2 separate regions of the Homo sapiens genome follow, and region 2 is linked to region 1. The links are chromatin contacts, found by Hi-C or POLR2A ChIA-PET in ENCODE. All regions are on one chromosome and are shown on one strand. The core of a region is the stretch at or near the end of the contact, and the rest is flanking DNA. Distances in the headings are between cores, read along the strand shown. Region 1 overlaps PBX1 (PBX homeobox 1). Region 2 overlaps PBX1 (PBX homeobox 1).

Region 1 (7,872 bases), core at 81-2,580:
AACACCATCTGATAGACACAAACTTTCTTTTTACCCAGCATAATTGGGCAAGGTCAGGACTCCCTCGGACATGGTTTGGGGTCTTTGTTGTAGGGAAATAAGTTCTTTGGGAGAAATGATTACTCTCAGTTATTTCCTAGCCTATCAGGACCTGGAAAGACCCCAAATTTTGAGGGTGGGGCCTTTTGGAGAGTGCCAGGTTTCACCAACTATGTGCACGTGGTTCTATGTAGACCTGTCCATTGATCTTGGAGCCTATTCTTAGCATCATAGGTGACAAGGGGCCATGTTGCCTGCCTGTAGAGATGGCAATTGTGGGCAGGAGTTAACTCTAAGGCTGCGAATATTCTGTACCTTCTTTCCTTATTCTTATAAGAGGCAAGTGATACATCTTAGAGAAGGTAGAAGTGTGTGTGGGGGAAGGGGTTTATTGTGAGGGTGGGGGTGGGGAGAAAAGGAGGAACAACTGTAAAAAATGTTAATTTATTAATCACTGAATATACAGCAGTTCATCTGAAATGCTGTTGCTATGCCAACACCCTGGGAGTTTATTTTCTTAATCCAAGAGAGGAGCTCTCAGTCCCCTGCTCCCCTGCTGTGTCATTTGAATTTGCTGCTGCCACCGCTGCCACCATGGTATCTGTTTTAAAAAGTGGGGGGCGAGGGGGGAGGGAGGGGAACCAGGCTAAACCACCAAAGCAGTCAAATGCAAAGCAGTAAGAGGCCTTTCTCAGTGCGACTTAGTAAAAATGACACAAATTAATATACTCTACTTAAACCAGACCAAGATTAATGGTTCTCTTTCAGTGCAGCTTAGCCCAACTGTCACTCGACAGGCGTTTGTCGGACAAAATCAACACTAATCAACATTTATTCGTCTCTTGCCCTTGGGTCTGAGGCGCGCGCGGGCTGCGCCATTCTCCCGCTCGTCTCGCCACGCTTTTCACCCTCCATCCAGCCTCGCCATATATCACCCTTCCTCCTGTGCCTCTCCTCGGACGGATCCACACACTCAGCTATCAGGGTACATTAGAGGCATGATAGATTTTCTGTTTTAATTTACGTCTATTATATTGCAACATAACAGATTTTGATTCCGTAGAGACCGGTGTCTCCTATAGCCAGACTCCTTGGGAGGATTTCTGCATTAACTTATTAAGGTTCGTTAGGATGCAGCTTCAAATAGATTCCCTTCTCTCTGGCTTGTTCTCTCTCTGTGTGGCAAGCTCAGTAAAGATGTCTTGGTGTACCTTATTCACAAGCACAGCTCATTTTCTTTAGACTTGGCTTCCTGTGCTGGATCACATGAGGCTGGCTGGGTTCCTCCTTTACTTTCTGATTGGACTTTGATCAGCCAACAATGGGCGTTGCAAGCTCCCCAGTCCCTGCCTGGTCTGGGTAAATGGGCCTTGACAAATCTGGTGGCCTCCAGTCAGTGGGCACCCCCTCCCAGGCTTTAGTTCTAGCCCCCAGCATCTTTCTCTCTCTCTCTTTTTTTTTTCTCCTTTTGATCTCAGTTACAGTTAGATTTTATTTATATTGCACCTCAGGTCTACAGAGATGGAAGGGGGGAGGAACACAGTTTCTTGGGTTAACCAAGGAGAAGGATGTTGAAAGGATGACTGAAAGAGTGAGTCTGAACAAGGCTATTTTCATTTCTACATGACCATCTTGAAGGCATCTTATTTCAGCTTGGAACAAGGTGCATGAGCCCAGCTTGTTTGTTGCATGTGGGAAGTGTATATTTTTAGTTGCCTTGTAGAGTGGCTTTCCACCTCATTTATGAAATTGGCTTTTTATTTTTATCCTTTTCTCTTTTTCCCTTTCACCAGAGTTGGAACGTGAAGCACAGTTTCTACTTGCTGACGTAGTATTTCCTCTTGATTTTTAGTGGGGTTGGGGTGTTTTATGAGTACTAAGGTCACATTGAACTTTGGACACCTAGTCACCTTGTTGCTGGCTGCAGAGAAGAGCTTGAGAAGGAGACAGAAATCTTCTCGTCTTCTCATCATGGCTTTGACAAATGCCCAGGGAGACTGCAACTTTCTTCTCAACTTGGCTGTAACACTGGAGCCCTTGGCCACTTAGAAGGCCTGAGTTTTTTTATATTTTCCACCAAGCTGCTGATTCTAAACTGTGGTGGGGTTTCTTTCATGGCCAGAATGGGGAGAAACCGTGGGCTGAGTTGGGGATGTGTGGTTTGTGTGTGTTTATGTGTGATCACTGAAGTGTAGGATATGGTAGGAGGATGGCTTAGGACTTCCATTTTGGTTTCTTATTACACAGCAATAAAGTAAATGGGGCTTAGTATAACTTTGCACTTATAGAAATGTAGCTCAATTTAAGAAACAAAACTCCGCCAACAGGAGTGCTCAGTATCTTCAGCTTGGGAAACTGACCTCGTTAATTTTAATGAGGGGAAAAATTCTCCAGCTGGGGCTGAGAAGAAAATGAAATACCAATGAGGTTATCACTTTGGATGATCTCACTGAATTCAGACTATACTTGGAACGATGCTTGGAGAATTTTCTAAAATCCTATGGAGAGATTTAGAAGAAAATGCATATGCCCTTGATAGTATTGACAGACTGCTTTCCCTGATAGGCAGAGCCGAACTCTATATAGTGCCTCCTAAAGGGGTCATTTGAAAAGTTAACATATTAAAAAGTTGGACCAAAGTAAAACTGAGAGAAAAAATGGATTAACGTGATTCTTATGTGGGTCTAGCGTGAAAGCAGCGGGGCTGGTCGGACGGTGGCTGAGGCCGTTGACTATAAGCCAGGGGCTCCTGAGTTCAAGTGCCTACTGGGATGCTAACTTCCTGTGGGATTTTGGGCATCTGTTTTTTATCGACCAAAGGCAGGAGGTAGGGTGAGGGAGTCCTGTTATTCAGTAGGCAGCTATTTGATTTGCTCAATAAGTTGATGACTTTGGCCCTGCTGCTGAGGAGTGACAGATTGTGACCAATGAGGTTAAGATGACTGTAGGACAAGTTTGCCCTCAGTGAGGAGAGGCCTGCCAAGTTCCACTGACGTTTGGTTGGGGACCACAGAAAGAAACATCACCATTCAAGGTATTTGGCCCTTATTTTGTCCTAGTTCACTAAATGGCAGATCCTGGGGAGGAGATTATTTCACCAGTGGATTCTTCAGAGGTATGGGGGCAGACAGAACAGGCTTTCTTCTCCAAAAGTTCAAGCTTGCTGACTCAAGCTTCTTACTCATCTCTCTGGCATGTCACTGCACTCAGGAGAAGATTTGTGCAACTATCAGGTGCAAACTCAAGTATCACCAAAGGGATACTTTCTGATTAAATAGAGCCATCGTGCTCTGGGGACCATCTCAATATCAGTGGAATATTGAGGGGGTCTATTAATGTTTATACGTTCCTTCGAAATTCAGCCTTTTTCTTTGAAAGCTGTAAGGCAGCAGTTAAGGGCACTCGTACTGCTGCTATGGCTGTGTGTGTATGTGATGGGAAAGGCTGGTTGCCAAGCAGCGGAGAATGGACATAATCATGCTGCCTAGCAACAGCGGCAGCGTGGTCACTTGCGCAGATTTCTGCGCCTCTTCCTGTTTGGTCTGCTGGAAAATACAGATGGCTTCTATGGGTCGCTCTCTGCCCTAGCCATAGTGAGAGGTAGGAAAACATTATGAACCAGGGTGGAAAAATACACAAGTGCATGTTTTAAAGTGATTCGTTTCCAAACTGCCTAGGGCTGAGCAGGGATTCTTACATAGCATTCCTCAGTTTCCCCTTTGAAGATATTGTGCACTGGCACGTTGACTTGTAAGCAGGAAGAGGAATCTTTGAAAAGTGCTAGGCCCCTCTGGGTGCTGCCTCTACTGAGCCCGAGCCTTTACTCTGCATGTGTGAATATAAAGCCACCAGTTTTCTGATAAAGACACACACATACACTCACACACACTCACACCATGGGTGAAAACGACAAGTGGAGCAGAGCGTGACTACTGATTGTTCTTTGAGGCCGGAGGAACAAAGCAGTCAGGAGCGATAAAGGCAGGTGATCCCTGCTGGTTTGCCCTTTCTCCCAGCTCTGACCGTCACCGTCACACATGACATTCTTGAATGAGGTCACCTGCTCACTACAGATTCTAAAAGGGGCTTGCTTGGCAAAGACCTCCAGGGTCAGAGTGCCGGCCTTTACTGTTTTTGGCAGTTGTGTGCATGGAACATTGGAAGCGTTTGGAACGGAATGCTTAAGGAAGATATTATTTGGCAGCAAGAAAAAGGGAGTGTGCAGACTCCCCCTACCCCTCCTGGGATGAGTAGGTACTGCCTGCCCGTTTTTTCTCTACAGGAGTTGAATAGTAGCCAGAGTACAGGCTTGGCATCAGAAGGCCTTAGTTCAATCCTTATCTCTTCTACCTACCAGCAGTGTGGCTTTATGCAAGCTCTTGTTCATCTGAACCTTACCGCTCTTGTCTGTAAGGGATAGCAATATCGGTTTTACAGAGTGGGCTGAAAGGTTAAAAGAGGCGCTAGTTCTTTTTGGCATGCAGCAAGTATAAAGTAATTGTTGCTGTTCACCTCCTCTCCATGATTAAAGAGTAGGAAGTTGGGAAAAGAAGGTGAGCACTGCAGCTACCTTGTTGATTCCAAACTTCAGTGTCTTGGTTTTTGTCTTCCTTCTTAGCCTCCTAAATGAAGAGCCTTTATTTCCTTCTGTTTAGATTAGAAAAGATGAGAGATCTCTCTCCTTTTGATGCTGGGTGCCTGGATGGTATTAATTGATTTTAGTGATTTCTTAATCCATACAGAATCAGTTAGGATGGTTTGCTCCCATCTTATGGATGATGAGACAGTAGTACAGAGCAGTGGGATGATTTGTTTGGAACCCTGGAGACCATTAATTCCAAGATCCAAATCCTATGGCCTGTGCTCATTTTGGCAGCACATATGCTAAAGTTGCAATGATACAGAGAAGATTGGTGTGGCCCCTAGGCAAGGATGACATGCGAAGTGGTGAAGTGTTCCTTATTTATTTATTTATTAAAACAGGGTCTTGCTCTGTCACTCAGGCTGGAGTGCAGTGGCATGACCATGGCTCTCTGCAGCCTTGACTTCCTGGGCTTAAGCGATCCTCCCACCTCAGCCTCCCTGTTAGCTGGGACTATAGGCATGCACCACCATGCCCAGCAAATTTTTTCTATTTTTTGTAGAGATGAGGTCTTACTATGTTGCCTAGGCTAGTCTCAAATTCCTGGGCTCAAGTGATCCTCCTACCTTGCCTCTCAAAATGTTGGGATTACAGATATAAGGCACTGTACCCAGCTGTGTTCTATATTAAAAAAAAAAAGAAATCCTATGGCCTGATGGTATAGACGAAGCCCCTGCCAAAGCCAGAGGGGCTGGAGTAGGTAGAAAGCCGCCAAGGAGTCTGAGCGTTCTAGGTATTGACAAGACTTGAATTTTAGACTTCAAAATTGTGACATCAGTGAATGTTCCCCAAACAGATCGCAGCCTGGCTCCTGGAGGTCTGGATGTGCTAGGTGGGTCAGTAGGGTTGGAAGAGGGCCCTTGCATCTTTTTTGCTCTGTTTACATTTGTATGTCTGCTAGTATACAGAGTAGCTAAGGGATCCAAATGGGGGAAGGCCTTGGGTTCTAAACTGGCCTTTCATCCAAGTCCTGCTAAGAGCTCTTGTTCCTCAGTTTCCCCGGCTAGAATGATGAAAACATTGACCTATTTCTCAGAACAAGGTAGGTCAGGGGTTTGGAATTACTTATCTGGACTACTGCATAAGTGCTCCACTCAGCAGATTGCTCCTGGTGCAACACACATACTGGGAAACGATGTGATGACACTAGCACAAAGGACAGTTTATAGTTATTTTCTGTGGTTCCTCGTTTTTTGGTGTTTTTTTTTTGTGTTTTTTTTTTTTTTTTTAGACGAAATTTTGCTCTGTTGCCCAGGCTGGAGTGCAGTGGCACGATCTCAGCTCACTGCAACCTCTGCCTCCCAGGGTCAAACAATTCTCATGCCTCAGCCTCCTGAGTAGCTGGGATTACAGATGCCCACCACCATGCCTGGCTGATTTTTTTGTATTTTAGTAGAGACGGGGTTTCACCATGTTGCCCAGGCTGGTCTCCAACTCCTGAGCTCAGGCAATCCGCCTGTCTTGGCCTCCCAAAGTGCTAGGATTACAGGCATGAGCCACTGCAGCGGCCGGTTCCTTGTGTCTTAAAGCAAACACAGGCACAGTATTCTGGGCAAACCAGATGTTAATAGCTTGACCTCTCTGTCAAAGGAGGACTTGGTTGCTTAAGACCCTTAAAGCTGTCAAAGTTATAGCTTCTCCAGGATACTATCATCCTCACCCATTTCTTATTCTCTTTGCAGGGAGAGATCATCTCTCAAAAAGCTCCCATCAGAGCAACCATTCTGGGACTTTGAGCAGAATGCTTAAGGCAGTGGTTCTAAAATTCCACACCACCTGTTCTTCCAGTTGTGTCCTCTCTGAGCTGCCTCTGACGGTCACATTCCATGGCCATGTGCCACAGCAGACTTGTGATACTGATTTTAGTGTTGTCCTTGGCCATTGGGGGAAGGGAGGAAGGAGAGAGAAGAGAAGGGGAGAGAAGAAGAGAAATGGGAGTGGGGTCCATTCATCCATCTCTCTTGTCATTAGGGGCCCAGCAGTTCCCACTATGGTACCTAGGAAACTAGCTTGGACCTGGAGGCCATCCAGTGACCTAGTCTGGGCCAGTAAAGCCACCAGGCCATTTTCCTGCTTCGGACATGCTTTCTCAGCTGCCCTCCCCCTTAGCTAAGGCTGAAATGACTCATCTTCCCGTGCCCTAGTTCCACGGGGTTTCATCTCTGTGACTCGGGACAGAGGCCTTGGTTGCCACCAAAGGCAGCTTATGGTGTAGCTTCAGGTCTGGCCTGACTCAGTGGCCTTCCCTCAGCTATTCACTACAGAGGCAGTTAATGAAGAAGACACAAGGGTAGCAGGCCTGAGGGATAACTTCAAGGCTAACGTGTCTTTTTTCCAGTACTTACTCTTCTTTTGAATTTTAAGAATTCCAGATTTTATTCTAAGTCAGAGAATACTGTGAGAAAGGATTTTATTGTATCCACTCTCTCCAAATGGTGTGAACATCTGGATTTGCATCCTTCCCATGACAGATATCACAAATTGGGTTGGGTTTTGCATGCTGAGGATGATTTTTGGTATTCAGCTAACACCCTTCCTTTAAGGAAGTTAGAACACTTGATAAATTTTAAGCTTTTGATCCTCAGTAGTACCCCTGGAAAATTAAGGTCCAGTGAGGTAAATTGTCTTGATTAATTATATGACATGCACTGCTTTTTGGTGGCTCTTTTGTTGTGTTTTGTTTTTTCTTTCTCCTTCATTTTGTTAAAATGAATTATGTGAATGTCCAGGTTAGCAGTGTTCTATTTTCATAGGATAAGCCCCATCTCTAGTACTGTTTATTTCCATTGTGCCTATTTTTCAGGGAACTCTGTGCATTTCCACATTTCCATCACCAGCTCTAAGAAGGTACACCTGCAGTTTGTTGTGACCCCGTTTCAGAACGGACAGAACCAAGTGCAGGCTTACTCTATTTGGTAGAGACTGAGTCCCAGCAAGTAGAAGTGTCTTGCCAAGGGGATGCAATTATGAATAGGAAATGGAACTAAAAATAGAACCTAGGTATGACCCCAGATATTTGACCACTCTCACCAACATGATTTCTCCTTTTGGTCTCAGACCAGGACATTCAAGGCATCTCTCCATTTTCATATGGAGAAGCATCCAACTATGTCTCAATGGTTGATTAGGAGACCATATCCTTCAGGAGTCATGTTGAAACTTGTCAGGGTAGTTCCTAAGGTCCTGAGGCC
Region 2 (7,136 bases), core at 3,159-5,658, 110 kb after region 1:
TTCCCACATACTTGGTGATGGGAAGTGAAAGTCAGAAATTCAAAATCATGTGTCTGACTCAAGAGGGGATTATATTTCCTAGGTTTATTTCTAGCCTAATCTTGTAACTTTGGAGGAATTTCTCTTCTCTGTTCCATAGTTCCTTACTGCCTTACTATGTTTGAATTGAGATATCAAAAATTTCTCATACTTACTACCAAAGAATTTCCAACCACAATGTCTTAGATACGTCTAATGAGCAAATAATTATTGAACAGAGCCCCTCTTAACTGAAACAACAATAATACTCATGGTTATACCAACATTTTTGTAGCCTCCATAGGTACCCAGTGCAATTCAAATTCAAATGCCTCATTAGATCCTCTCAGAACTCTTTAAGACAGAGGTAGGGTCTCATCTATGGGAGAACATCCTGATCTGGCGGGATCCCCTCTGCATCCCCAGTAGCTAGAAGAGTGCCTGGCACAGAGTCATTGCCCAGTAAATAATTTCTCCCCACTTTCCCATAGGCACTGTCTACTCAGGGACATAAGGGTCAATTCAAAAAAGACTGCAGACGTGGCCTCTGCTCTTAGAGAGTTGTTGATCAGGAGGTAGCAGATAGGTAGGTAATCTGAGGACATTTTTTTCAGCAGCATAGGCAAAAATTGTATATATGTCCCAAACCTTAGTTGAGCTATTGGGCTCTCATCTTATCTAAGAAGACAGTGGTGGGGGTGGTGGTGGGTGGGAAGAGAAAGGAGGGATTGCGTCTTGGTTGATTGCCCGTCACCTGCCAGACTCTAAGCCATGTAATACACCAAACTTACAAGGTAATGTTTTTATTCTCTACAACAGACTTGCAAAGTACTGTTTCTATTCCCATTTTCAAAGACCGGGAAACTGAGTCAGAGAGCAGCAGAACGTTGCTGAAGGCCACATATCTAATGAGTGGCAAAGCCGATATTAAAATCCATATTTTTTTCCGCTATGCCACATTGCCTCTCCAAGGAAAAATAGCAAAGCAGGAAGTTTAGACTATATAGTGAAAAATAGATGGAAAGCATGGGCCACAGATTGAGCAATGGCCTGGAAATTAGAATTACTGAATTCTCTCTTTTCTCAACACTGCCCTGGGACTTTCCTTTATCATCGCAGACTGTGTATTAAAAGTCCTTTGTAAAGGATGGAGCCCTATACAAGTGATATTTCATCTATATAACTGTTATAGATAATAACAGTTTTATCTATAACTACATTTCTACCCTTATAAAATTGGGTTAATATTATTTTTTCACCAAAGTGCTCTAATAGCATGTTGGAAAGTGCTCAGAGAACCACAAATGATGAACCTTTTAAACATCACCACTTGTCAACGCAGGAACTGTGTAAAGTGATTTGAGGTCTTCTAATTGAGCTGCATCATCTAAATTTAAAGCACCCAAAGAAGGTAGTAGTAATAGCAACAATATCAGTTCAATAGTAATTAGTAATAAACCTAGTCAACCAGCTACAGGCTGGGCTAAAGCTTCTAAGCATTTTCTGCCAGAGAGAATTTACTCCTGCTCTGAAGTGTCTAATAAGGACATTAACAGAGCTGAGAGCCCATCTGCGATAGGACTTTTCCAAGAGCCTTCAGAAAAGTCTCTTAATTCTGCTGTGTGCCTTCATATATGCATACATGACTGAACGTAACTGACCTGACATTGCTGAGTTCCATTCTCCAAATACTCTTCCCAGTGCAGCCAGAATTAAATCATTGAGTCATGTGCCTCTAGAGGATCGTTCCTATTGGCCCCCTCCATACATGGTAAATATCATGATCAAACAGTCACTGACCTGTTGCTCGCACATGGCCCATGGCATCACCTAGAGAGGCATACGATTATTTTATAATAGAACATTAGTACATGTATATTTTTAAATGGCTATTCTAAGTATTTCAAAATGAAGTGTTAAATTAATTTTCCTTCAGCCAAAGAAAAGCTAGAAAAGTCAGCTTTTAAGTTTCAAAGTATGTAGAGGTATGTTTCCTGTGTTTGGCATCTTGGTCATGCAAGAGGTTCAGTGCAGACTGTATAGGGTATAGTTATAAGAAGTACCTCACTCGCAAGTCTCAGTTGCTTAGCATGAAATTCATAGGTAAAAGTGGTAACAAGTAGTAAAATTGTAAATGTAATTTGAGAAAGCTATGGTAAATAGTTGTCTTTTTTTCCTAAACTATTCTTTTTTCTTCTTCTTCTTCTTCAAGATGGAGTCTTGCTCTGTTGCCCAGGCTGGAGTGTAGTGGCACGATCTCAGCTCACTGCAACCTCCACCTCCCAGGTTCAAGTGATTCTCCTGCCTCAGCCTCTCGAGTAGCTGGGATTACAGGCATGTGCCACCACGCCCGGCTAAGTTTTGTATTCTTAGTAGAGACGGGGTTTTACCACATTGGCCAGGCTGTTCTCGAACCCTTGACCTCATGTGGCCAGGCTGTTCTCGAACTCTTGACCTCGTGATCCACCCGCCTCAGCCTCCCAAAGTGCTGGGATTACAGCCATGAGCCACCACGCCTGGCCCTTTCCTAAACTATTCTTATCTCGATTTTTATCAGCCCTCATTTTGATAAAGCAGTTTTATATTGCTTTTATGTGAATTATCTCCTATGTTTTACAGAGAATTCCAGTGGATTCTCATGGTTCCAGTGAGTGCATGGGGTAGGGCTGATGGGGTTGCTGGCAGAAGAGCTATTACAAGATCCTACTCTTCTGATGTAGGGCCATTTGGGCCTCTTTTGCATATCGGGCTTCTTAGTAATCTTAAGAAAGGAGTTCATGTTTCAGGAAATTCTTTTGAAAAATCACTGCATTTTTTCATTTCATTCTCTCCAGAAATCTTTGAGGAGATATTGTTGTTCCTATTGTGCAGGTGAGGAATTGAGGCTTAAACAGATTGAGTTTCCAGAGAGTACCTAACTCAAAATTTGCTGAGTACCAGCTCTAATTCTGATCTTCTGACTCTACCATTTGTGTTCTTACCACTAAATACTGCTAGTTCCTTTTTCCAAATTTGAAATACCAGTAAATTTGAGAATGATCTTTTTTAAAAAAATAGGCTTAGGCTGTAGAGAGTACTATGTTTGTAACTCTCCTACTTATGTAAATTTAGCATCTGTATATGTATGAATCATGTATATATATATATATACACACACACACATATGTATGTATGTATTTTATATACATACATATTTCAAAGTACAAAAAGGTAGACTGAAGCTATTCACAGAAGATAACTTTGGTCATGCTTATATTCTTGGCCTGTTATGGATGTAACATAACAGTATGTTTCTGTATATTTTGTGTTCTGCTAGATAGACTTTAGGTTAGAACAGCCATTGACTTTGTGTGTCCTTAAGGAAGTAACTGTGTCTCTCTGAATCTTGAATGACCACGGGCACACTGGAAATGAAAGTATTTGCCAGTTTCCACATGAAAAGTGAGTAAAGCAGGATTTTGCTTGCTGTCTCTTCTTAGGCTCAGGGTTAGAGCAACTGTAAAATAATTAATAATCCTCTCATAGAAAAATTTGCTGGACTTTAATGATGCTTAAGTAATCTAGGACTCAACCTGAGATACTATGATACCAAGGTAGTGGCTATCTATGCATTCACAGAGGAATTGTGTCTAGCCCTAGGGTATCCTGGGGCTAGACAGCTTTAGAATTTTGTTTAGATTGGAGGTTGAGAGCTAGAAGATAAAGGTTTACAAATTAGAACAGCAACATTTTTTAATCCACCTCCCAATTATACACAAATCATGAGTATGCATCATAAGTAAATGATGCATGCCAAGCAGTTCATGAAAAGAGGTGTACCCACTATTCTTACTCCAAAATGATCAAGTTTAGCCATTGTGATAAACAGTATGGGCACCATTCGTGTTTTTGCTTTTGAGTTTTTGTTTGTCAAGCCACAGCTAATTATACAAGCAGACTAGCAGGATTTGAGATGCAAAGTGTTAAAACTAATAGTGTATGTCAAATCCTTTATTAAAAAGTACATGATAAAGAAAGATCATGTCACACCATAAATAGTAATTGTACAATACAAAAGGTGTGTGTGTCTCCAGGGTACGTGGAGAGCCAGTTCATTGAGGTTCGACTGACTTTCCTCGCCTCACGTTTCCTGCTGGCTTCTAGAAGCAGTCATGTGGATCAGAGGCCAAGAGATAATTAAGTGGAAATAAGAACTCTATATCCGGCCTCTTTGGAAAGAGGTAGCAAATCCTCCTAATCAATTCTGATTCCTGCCGGCTTTGTTGCCTAAGGTCAGCTTAACAGTCATTAGAAGAGGTCACGGCAGGCTCTGTGATCTCTATCATCTAAGGTTAAATAATACGTCATTAAAAGGGTCAATCAGAAAAGAGCAGATTCTTTCCCTGTGATTCACATATTTTGCAGAAGCTTCTGGCTTGGAATTTCTATCGCAAGTTTCAAATCTCACAGCAGAAATGTTTACACATTGCAGTTTGGCTGAATTCAGAGGAAGCTTTCCTGGATCTCTGATGAGAATGAGAATTGTGGTCATGGGAAGCATATGGCCATGACATTCATCCCTTACTCAAGATAAGCTGAGGAGCAAGGTCAACACATTGCATCAGACCTCAAATGAAGACTGGAACATATCACCCTAACCGCATGGGACTAGGATGGGGTGAGCACTGGGGCAGGAGCAGTGGTGTGTGATGGAGGGGTGGAGGAATCTTTCTCCACTCCAAGATGGGATCAGAAATGTAGGAGGAAGCCAAAAAGAGCAAGCTCACCACTCTTGGCATATTTTTTCCACCTTGACATTGATAGCTAGACCTCACTCCTGGTTGGGAAATTTTCTAAGCTACCAAGAATAGGAAAAAAATCAACCATAACTAAAGCCCTTTGAGATATTCTTCCTTGTCTTCATGAACAGGACAATATTAAAACATTACAGAAAGTCTGGAAAACAAAGGGAAAAAAAAGCTGATAGCCCTGCCCTTCAAATATACAACTCATTGCATTTTTAGTAATGCCCCCTTTCAGTTTTTAATCTATTTGCATATATAATATATTAGCTAGCTAAAATTGGAACATAAACAATATATATCTTGCTTATTCATCTTACAACTTAATACAGAAATTTTCTGTTACTTTATTACTTTTTATAATTATTTTTAACAACTGCTTAATATTTCTCAGATAGAGTTTTAAGTATTATTACCCTACAAATAGGTGAAAGTAATGATGAATAGCATTTAGTATAGCCAGTCCTGGATAGACACAGAAAGAAAATGATACATTTTTGTTTTTCTCCTCCTTCAAATTCTGCCAAATGCCACTCATCAGCAATATAATAGTGAAATAAAGTCCATATTCAGGTATTTGATTTGGAGTTGCTGGAGATTTTTGGTAGATTTAATTCTTCACATGATTAACCCACTGTTATTAGCAAGGCTTGGACCCTTTGACCACAAAAAAACTTTTTAGAAGTACAGTAGCTGGGGGATGATTGGATGGGTGAGTGGATGGATGGATGGGAGGCAGAGCAAAAGGGAGAGAATGAATTTGTCATTGATCAAAGCACTGTGCATGGCTTAGGAGAACCGTGGACCAAGCAGGCCCGTATAGATGATCCACCCTGTCTGATGGTGATTACCAGCATCTGACAGATCAAGAGGATGTGGGAATGAGGGTTTGAATGAATGCAGATATTCATCGCTTGAGCCCAGGAGTTCCAGACCAGCCTGGGCAACATTAGTAAGACTGTGTCTCTACAAAAATAAAGTAAATTAGCTGGGCAAGGTGGCACATGCCTATAGTCCCAGCTACTTGGGAGGCTGAGGCAAAAGGATCACTTGAGCCCATGAGTTCAAGGCTGTAGTGAGCTATGATTATACTGCACATTAGCCCGGGTGACAGAGTGAGATCCTAACTCCAAAAATCGGAAGAAAAAAAAAAAGAGCTTTCAAACTGGGGGCTAGTTGGTGTGTGTGTGTGTGTGTGTGTGTGTGTGTGTGTGTGTACATGCACATGTGCATTCCCTGAATGCTCATTGCTAACTGTGTGTTGGCCTTTCTTACTAAAATGCATGTGTATATGTCTTTGTGTATGTATGAAATATCTGAGAATATAGTATTTAGACCCCATTAGTGAGGGTAAAAATATACAGATAAACTATATCATTTATGATTCTGATACGGCTACTGTCAAAATAACACAGTATTTTGACAGCTGCTTTATCTTTACTCTCACTGACTACAATAAGAAACTAGTTTCTTAGCAACTAAAATAAATTCTCAATCAGAGCTTAAAAAAATTTTTTTTAAGCCCACAATAGAAAAAATAGACCCATAGTTGGTGTCTAGGCAAGCTATTCCTATTGAGTGGGAATGAAATTTATCTGAAACATTCTGATACCCTTTGGCTGGTCCAGCTGCCCTTGGTTAGCACCAGTGGGGGCAGAGACAGTCAGAAGTAGCTTTCAGGAGGCTTGGGAAAAATGTTCATTGTTCTTTTTCTTTGTTTCAGTGGGTTCTTTTTAAAAACCATTTCTTATGTTATATACTAGGCTAGAAAGTACTATAAGAACTAGTACATAAGATCTGGAACAGAAAGCCTGCATTCAGATTTGTCTTCACTGTGACTTGTAGGCAGTGGCTTATATATCAGTTAATTAGCCAAAATGATAGCGGTAGAGGCTGGGGAAGCAAAAGAGAAATTTAGCTACTTCAGGCCTGTTGTGTTATGTCTTTAAAACATTTTGAAACCCCCTAAGGTAACAATTTTTAAATAGGGTCTAGGGATCCCCAACATTTCCAGGGAGACTATGAGGTCAAAAGTATATTGATAATGATTTTAAGATGGTATTTGCAGGCTGGGTGCGGTGACTCATGCCTGTAATCCCAGCACTTTGGGAGGCTGAGGCGGGCGGATCACTTGAGGTCAGGAGTTCAAGACCAGCCTGGCCAAGATGGTGAAACCCCATCTCTACTAAAAATACAAAATTAGCCGGGCATGGTGGTGCATGCCTGTAATCCCAGCTACTCGGGAGTCTGAGGTGGGAGAATCGCTTGAGCCCAGGAGGTGGAGGTGGCAGTGAGCTGAGATCACGCCACTGCACTCCAGCCTGGGTGACAGAGTGA

What was found. A loop is a pair of places that touch in the nucleus more often than their neighbours do. ChIA-PET counts read pairs that join two places held with the same protein, here RNA polymerase II (POLR2A).
Region 2: a loop to region 1 is called in a map of PC-9, with 2.0 times the contacts of the local background. The contact joins two enhancer-like sites. A Hi-C loop is called at or near these places in 1 of 168 maps with a recorded cell type or tissue (PC-9). POLR2A ChIA-PET finds 5 or more read pairs at or near these places in 2 of 52 experiments (PC-9 and WTC11).

What each region holds. Positions count from the first base shown.
Region 1 is chr1:164,634,666-164,642,537 of GRCh38, forward strand. The region is part of intron 2 of PBX1 (PBX homeobox 1); the gene reads left to right. It also overlaps the pseudogene RNU6-171P. Among named protein-coding and RNA genes, the nearest start is that of PBX1, 79 kb to the left of the region's middle. RefSeq lists an enhancer at 239-1,572. Within about 2 kb of position 1,331, at least 9 of the 41 ENCODE cell types and tissues checked have a DNase peak (open chromatin) inside an H3K27ac peak, as active enhancers do.
Region 2 is chr1:164,744,168-164,751,303 of GRCh38, forward strand. The region is part of intron 2 of PBX1 (PBX homeobox 1); the gene reads left to right. Among named protein-coding and RNA genes, the nearest start is that of PBX1-AS1, 27 kb to the right of the region's middle. RefSeq lists enhancers at 3,762-4,961, 4,094-4,613. Within about 2 kb of position 4,409, at least 10 of the 41 ENCODE cell types and tissues checked have a DNase peak (open chromatin) inside an H3K27ac peak, as active enhancers do.